Regions from separate parts of the Homo sapiens genome. Here all the other regions are linked to region 3. Evidence: chromatin loops called from intact Hi-C (ENCODE). Cell type or tissue: heart right ventricle. All regions are shown on one strand.

Region 1 (2,500 bases), 180 kb before region 3:
GCCACTGAATTATTTGAAGCAGGAAAGTGACATAATATAATTTGTACTTTAACAAAATTACTCTGGTTGCTGCTTGTAAATAGGCTGGAGGAGTAAGACTGGGAGCAGAAAGATGAGTTGGTCTCTTGCGGTAGTCATGGTGGCAGATGAAGATAGCCTCAGGCTAAGGTAATGGTGGTGGGGTTGAGATATTTAGCAAGGAGAACTGGCACAATTGGATGTGGGTTATGAAAGAGAATGTGGGAATCACAATGATATCCAGATTCCTGCCTTAGGAGGTGCCATTCCCTGAGGTGGGGAATATGATGGAAAGAAGCTTAGCTGGAAGGGGTTGTGGAGAGATGGTAAGTTCAGGTTTGGATATTCTGCGTTTGAGGTGCCTGTGGACATAGCAGGGGAGTGGTCAATATCAGCTGGGTAACTGGAAGGAGAAATCTGGGCTAGAGCTAGAGACACAGACTGGAGCTGAATTGTGCTTTTAGAAAATTAACTGGAAGCCAAAGAGATGACTCCTTATTTGCTGATACCTTGCAGCAGGTCTATTTCCAGTGACAAGGAGGCAAGTTTGAATTGGTTAGAGCCTCATTCACAGTTCTTCAAATGTTCTTGTCAAGTATTTACTTGCTACTAAGGAGGATGGCTTCAACCTTCCCCAGGACCATTTTCCAGCATCCTTCAGCATGTTTGCTTAGGACCAAGTTCCCACCCTACTGAATTTTACCCTTGCTGGAGACACATGCACTTGATACAGTTAAAGGGCAAAACAGGCCTGATGGGGAGGTTCCAACGCATTTGCGTTGCAGACCGTAGGCGTTAGAATCTAACTCCTAGTTTTCTACTACAACTTCAAATGCCACCCTCCTCACTAAGGGTCTAAAGCCAGAGTGCGGATGAATGAATCAAGCCTTTCTTTCTGAGTACCACTGTCTGAAGTCATGCTGAGGTCAAGAGACATTCAATCAGAAGAGCAGACCAAGTGGCTTAAGGTAAGTGCAGCCCCGGGTTCTCCTTGCTCTGGACTCTTTTTTTTTTTTTTTTTTTTTTTTGAGACGGAGTCTCCCTCTGTCGCCCAGGCTGGAGTGCAGTGGCGGGATCTCGGCTCACTGCAAGCTCCGCCTCCCGGGTTCACGCCATTCTCCTGCCTCAGCCTCCCAAGTAGCTGGGACTACAGGCGCCCGCCACTACGCCCGGCTAATTTTTTGTATTTTTAGTAGAGACGGGGTTTCACCGTTTTAGCCGGGATGGTCTCGATCTCCTGACCTCGTGATCCGCCCGCCTCGGCCTCCCAAAGTGCTGGGATTACAGGCGTGAGCCACTGTGCCCGGCCTGCTCTGGACTCTTAATCTCACTCCCCTAGACCATTAGTTGGCTGTTTGTTGCATTAAACCACTCAGATCTCTCTTTCATTTCCTTGTAAACTGGATTCCTTTGTCCTGCAGAAGAGATGTACACTGTCCACTTTTGTTTCAACAGAGGGCAGTAGAGAACAGCAAACAGTTTACATTTCTAAGCCCAGAAGAAACAAAACAAATCCATTTACAACATTCTCCCCAGGTCAAGGTACCCAAAATATGGCACACTGTGCTTCGTGTGTTCATAAATGGGGCATGTCTTTGTGAAAGTAGGGCAGATCCCGGAGAGTCAGCGACTCGTAGACGACTCTTCCTCTTGTGAACAACAGTTTAGTTATGTGTAACTCATGGAAGGCTTTATGGAGAAGGAGTTTGATCTTGAAGGATAAGTATGAGTTGGCAAGATAGCTTTGTTCACAGAAAGCAGCATGGGCTCAAACATGGCAATAGCATGGCAAGCTTGGGGAAGTTAGGAATAGGATTGGGCAGAATCTGACAAGACCGCAATATACCTCAAGACTCTAGGTGCTGGAATCTTCAGTATGGCACATAGCATCCTGTGCCGTGGGGCAGCTGTGATATTACATACACTCTCAGATGCTATGTGCCATCCCGAAGTGTTTGAATGTCACTTTGAAGGGTTTAATATCATCCTGAAAGCAATGTAAAATCATTGAAGAATTTTGAGTAGGGTGGTGATCTAACCTATTAGGCAATTTGAGATTTTCTTGTTTGTTTTTAATTGAGGTATATCATGGTCTTGTTAATCTTTTAAACTTTAGCCACCCAGGTGGGTATACAGTGATATTGTGTTTTTAATGTGCGTTTCCCTGATAAGTAGTGACTTATTATCTTTTTATGTGCTTATTTGGTCATTTGGATATCCTTTTTTATGATGTTTCTGTTTAAGTCTTTTGCACACTTACGAATTGGCTTATCTTCTTCTCATTGATTTTTAATAGTTTTTTATGTATTTTAGATATGTCTTTTGTCAAATATACCTATTACAAATATTTCTCCTACTCTGTGGCTTTCCTACTAACTTTTCAAATGATGTCTTAATTTTTTCTTTTTTTTCTTTTTTTTGAGGCAGAGTCTTGCTCTGTCGCCCAGGCTGGAGTGCAGTGGCGCAAGCTTGGCTCATTGTA
Region 2 (2,500 bases), 94 kb before region 3:
GAACCGGCACAATTGGATGTGGGTTATGAAAGAGAATGTGGGAATCACAATGATATCCAGATTCCTGCTTTAGGAGGTGCCATTCCCTGAGGTGGGGAATATGATGGAAAGAAGCTTAGCTGGAAGGGGTTGGGGAGAGATGGTAAGTTCAGGTTTGGATATTCTGCGTTTGAGGTGCCTGTGGACATAGCAGGAGAGTGGTCAATATCAGCTGGGTAACTGGAAGGAGAAATCTGGGCTAGAGCTAGAGACACAGACTGGAGCTGAATTGTGCTTTTAGAAAATTAACTGGAAGCCAAAGAGATGACTCCTTATTTGCTGATACCTTGCAGCAGGTCTATTTCCAGTGACAAGGAGGCAAGTTTGAATTGGTTAGAGCCTCATTCACAGTTCTTCAAATGTTCTTGTCAAGTATTTACTTGCTACTAAGGAGGATGGCTTCAACCTTCCCCAGGACCATTTTCCAGCATCCTTCAGCATGTTTGGCTTAGGACCAAGTTCCCACCCTCCTGAATTTTACCCTTGCTGGAGACACATGCACTTGATACAGTTAAAGGGCAAAACAGGCCTGATGGGGAGGTTCCAACGCATTTGCGTTGCAGACCGTAGGTGTTAGAATCTAACTCCTAGTTTTCTACTACAACTTCAAATGCCACCCTCCTCACTAAGGGTCTAAAGCCAGAGTGCGGATGAATGAATCAAGCCTTTCTTTCTGAGTACCACTGTCTGAAGTCATGCTGAGGTCAAGAGACATTCAATCAGAAGAGCAGACCAAGTGGCTTAAGGTAAGTGCAGCCCCGGGTTCTCTTTGCTCTGGACTCTTTTTTTTTTTTTTTTTTTTGAGATTGAGTCTCGCTCTTGTCACCCAGGCTGGAGTGCAGTAGTGTGATTTCGGCTCACTGCAACCCCCGCCTGCCGGGTTCAAGCAATTCTCCTGCCTCAGCCTCCTGAGTAGCTGGGACTACAGGCACCCACCAGCATGCCCGTCTAATTTTTGTACTTTTAGTAGGGACAGGGTTTTGCCATGTTGGCCAGGCTGGTCTTGAACTCCTGACCTCAGGTGATTCCCCCCACCGCCTCGGCCTCCTAAAGTGCTAGCATTAGAGGTGTGAGCCACTGTGCCCGGCCTGCTCTGGACTCTTAATTTCACTCCCCTAGACCATTAGTTGGCTGTTTCTTGCATTAAACCACTCAGATCTCTCTTTCATTTCCTTGTAAACTGGATTCCTTCGTCCTGCAGAAGAGATGTATATTGTCCACTTTTGTTTCAACAGAGGGCAGTAGAGAACAGCAAACAGTTTACATTTCTAAGCCCAGAAGAAATAAAACAAATCCATTTACAACATTCTCCTCAGGTCAAGGTACCCAAAATATGGCACACTGTGCTTCGTGTGTTCATAAATGGGGCATGTCCTTGTGAAAGTAGGGCAGATCCCGGAGAGTCAGCGACTCGTAGACGACCCTTCGTCTTGTGAACAACAGTTTAGCTATGTGTAACTCATGGAAGGCTTTATGGAGAAGGAGTTTGATCTTGAAGGATAAGTATGAGTTGGGAAGATAGCTTTGTTCACAGAAAGCAGCATGGGCTCAAACATGGCAATAGCATGGCAAGCTTGGGGAAGTTAAGAATAGGATTGGGCAGAATCTGACAAGACCGCAATATACCTCAAGACTCTAGGTGCTGGAATCTTCAGTATGGCACATAGCATCCTGTGCCGTGGGGCAGCTGTGATATTACATACACTCTCAGATGCTATGTGCCATCCCGAAGTGTTTGAATGTCACTTTGAAGGGTTTAATATCATCCTGAAAGCAATGTAAAATCATTGAAGAATTTTGAGTAGGGTGGTGATCTAACCTATTAGGCAATTTGAGATTTTCTTGTTTGTTTTTAATTGAGGTATATCATGGTCTTGTTAATCTTTTAAACTTTAGCCACCCAGGTGGGTATACAGTGATATTGTGTTTTTAATGTGCGTTTCCCTGATAAGTAGTGACTTATTATCTTTTTATGTGCTTATTTGGTCATTTGGATATCCTTTTTTATGATGTTTCTGTTTAAGGCTTTTGCACACTTACGAATTAGCTTATCTTCTCATTGATTTTTAATAGTTTTTTATGTATTTTAGATATGTCTTTTGTCAAATATACCTATTACAAATATTCCTCCTACTCTGTGGCTTTCCTACTAACTTTTCAAATGATGTCTTAATTTTTTCTTTCTTTTTTTTGAGGCAGAGTTTTGCTCTGTCGCCCAGGCTGGAGTACAGTGGCGCAAGCTTGGCTCATTGTAACCTCTATGTTCCAGGTTCAAGTGATTCTCATGCCTCAGCCTCCAGAGTAGATGGGACTACAGGCACACACCAGCATGCCTGACTAATTTTTTAATTTTTATTTAATAGAGATGGAATTTCATCATGTTTGTCAGGCTGGAACTTTTTTTAATATTATATTTCAATAATGATTATACCAAAAATATATTTTGTATTATTTGAGAAAA
Region 3 (2,500 bases):
TTATTCCTATTTTACATATTAAGGAGCTGAGACTTGGGAAATCAAATAACTTTTTAAGAGTACACGATTACCTATTAGTAAGTAGCAGGCCCAGATGCAGCTTGGGATTCACTTCTAGGTTTTCTCTGGCCTCAGACTATGTGCCTCAAAGACAGTGCTAAATTTGAACTCATCACGTCCTAGGTACCTACCTTCTATAGAATCATGTTATTATTCTTCCATTTATATTTTTGTTCGACATTGTTATTTGGGAGCCTCAAAGTATATTTTCACATCTGTCCTAGATCTTAAGTCGCATTAAGAACATAATTGTAAAAATTGACAAACAGTTACTGATAACTCACGGATGCAGGAGGGCACTGGTGGCAATGCTGGAAATATTAATAGAAAGAGGAACTTGTATTTGGACCATGATGAGGAGGTGATGAGACAAAAGAAGGGAAATTTCTCTGTGACTGCTCAGCAGAGATCTGCACTTATAGTAAATGTTCTATAGATGATAATTATAAATCACAACTGTGACTATGCTCTAGAAGCCCACAAGTTTTGAGAAACAACTAGAGTAAGAAGACTGGGGTCATGTGTATCCGCATGCGGTCAGCCTTGTTACATAAAATGGGTGCCTTCTCAAAAAAGCAAGCCATCGCACACTTGACGATCTCTTAGCATTTATAAGAAATTTTTGCTTACTCAATATTCATCAAGATTGCAGTTTTAATGGTGATAAAAACAAATTGTGGCTGTGTGTGTGTGTGTGTGTGTGTGTGTGTGTGTGTGTTTGTGTGTATCTACTAATCCTAAAACAGAGAGCCTCTTCTCCTTTCCTTGACGGGAAAGCAACCCAGCTCCCTCTCTAAAGATAGCATTTCCTTCCTTGGGCCTAACATCCTGATTATGCTCTTACAGGGCTTCCATATTCATTTTTCCTTTTTTCAAGACAAGTGCAGAGAAAACGTATTTTACCAAAAGGCAAATAATGCCCCCTAGTGGCTAAAATCCTAAATACAGAAGCTGTTAAATTCACTCCCAGTTAGATATATACTGAGCCAGCCTCTGCGGGCATTCAGTAACAATCGAGATGTGTCTCCTGCCCCTATCCTTGAAGGAACTTATGCAGTAATTTTAGGGAATTGAGAAGGGAAATCTCACTTCTAAGGATACCATAATAAAATGTCAGTAAATGAACCCTTACGTTTCACCTCTTTTCCAGAATATAAATATCTATTATTCTTCATGGTGAAGAATTTTAATAATACTAGTTGAAATAGATAAATAAAAACTATATAAGAAGAAGTACATAATGCATTTCATGTAAGTCTCTCTCATAATGCCCACTCCCATAAATAACTAGTTAATGGTTTTATATACCATCTATCTTTCAACATTTTTCATATATGTGCATACATATATGTATTTTTAAAGTAAATGTGCTCAGACATTTCTACTTGTAAACCAGCTTTTTAAAACTTTATGATATAACCATACAATCCAGCAATCCCACTGCTAGGTATATACCCCAAAGAAAGGAAATCAGTATGTCAAAGAGATATCTGCACTTCCGTGTTTGCTGCAGCACTATTCACAGTAGCCAAGATATGGAAGCAACCTATGTGTCCATCGACAGATGAATGGATAAAGAAAATGTGGTACTCATGTGATAGAGTACTACTCAGCCATAGAAAGAATTAGATTCAGTCACTAGCAACAACATAGATGGAACTGTGGATCATTATGTGAGTGAAATAAGCCAGGTAGAGAAAGACAAACATCGCACGTTCTTACTTATTTATGGGATCTAAAAATCAAAACAATTGAACTTATGGAGATAGAGAGTAGAAGGATGGTTACCAGAGGCTGGGAAGGGTAGCTGGCGGTTAGGGAGGAGGTGAGGATGATTAATTGTTACCAAAAGAAAAAGAAATAGAATAAGGCCTAGTATTTGATAGCACAACAGGATGACTATACTCAATAATAATATAATTTTACATTTAAAAATAAGTAAAAGGGTGTAATTGGATTGTAGCACAAAGGATAAATGCTTGAGGGGATGGATACCCCATTTTCTGTAATGTGATTATTACACATTGCACGCCTATATCAAAACATCTCATGTACCCCATAAATATATACACCTAGTATGTACCCACAAAATAAAAAAATATTATTTTAAAAAACTTTCTGATATAGCTACCACATCCCTCTTTGTTATATTTCTTAGTAGTTGCCTAGTATTTCACTGAATTGATAAAACAACCCATTTAACCAATCTATTACTTGTAGTCATTTAGATGTCTCCAGTTATTCAATATTATAGACAGTGGATGCTGTATCGGCAGTCACCAAGATCATCCTCAGGCTCCCTCAGGCTCCCTCAGGCTCACTGATTTACTAGGAGGATTCACAGAACTCAGAAAAGCTGATATACAAAGTTATGGTTTATTAGAGTGAAAGGATACAGATTAAAATTCAGCGAAGGGAAAAGGCCCAGGGGTGAAGTTCA

The links. Hi-C counts contacts between places; a loop is a spot of excess contacts. Peaks named below come from ENCODE experiments on the same cell type or tissue, not always from the same donor. Only the 100,000 strongest peaks of a DNase experiment are listed, where the experiment ranks them.
Region 1: a loop joins it to region 3, with 10 times the contacts of the local background. A loop is called at or near these places in 41 of 110 quality-filtered maps.
Region 2: a loop joins it to region 3, with 7 times the contacts of the local background. A loop is called at or near these places in 48 of 110 quality-filtered maps.

The regions. Positions count from the first base shown.
Region 1 is chr1:161,564,885-161,567,384 of GRCh38, forward strand. No RefSeq gene overlaps it. Among named protein-coding and RNA genes, the nearest start is that of FCGR3A, 16 kb to the left of the region's middle. In heart right ventricle, a CTCF peak has its summit at 1,474; no DNase peak of the experiment used is centred here.
Region 2 is chr1:161,646,477-161,648,976 of GRCh38, forward strand. It overlaps a transcript of FCGR2B not described here. Among named protein-coding and RNA genes, the nearest start is that of FCGR2B, 15 kb to the right of the region's middle. RefSeq lists a silencer at 959-1,018. In heart right ventricle, a CTCF peak has its summit at 1,283; no DNase peak of the experiment used is centred here.
Region 3 is chr1:161,740,661-161,743,160 of GRCh38, forward strand. No RefSeq gene overlaps it. Among named protein-coding and RNA genes, the nearest start is that of DUSP12, 7.9 kb to the right of the region's middle. In heart right ventricle, CTCF peaks have their summits at 985 (motif pointing left) and 1,192; no DNase peak of the experiment used is centred here; H3K27ac peaks cover 278 bases.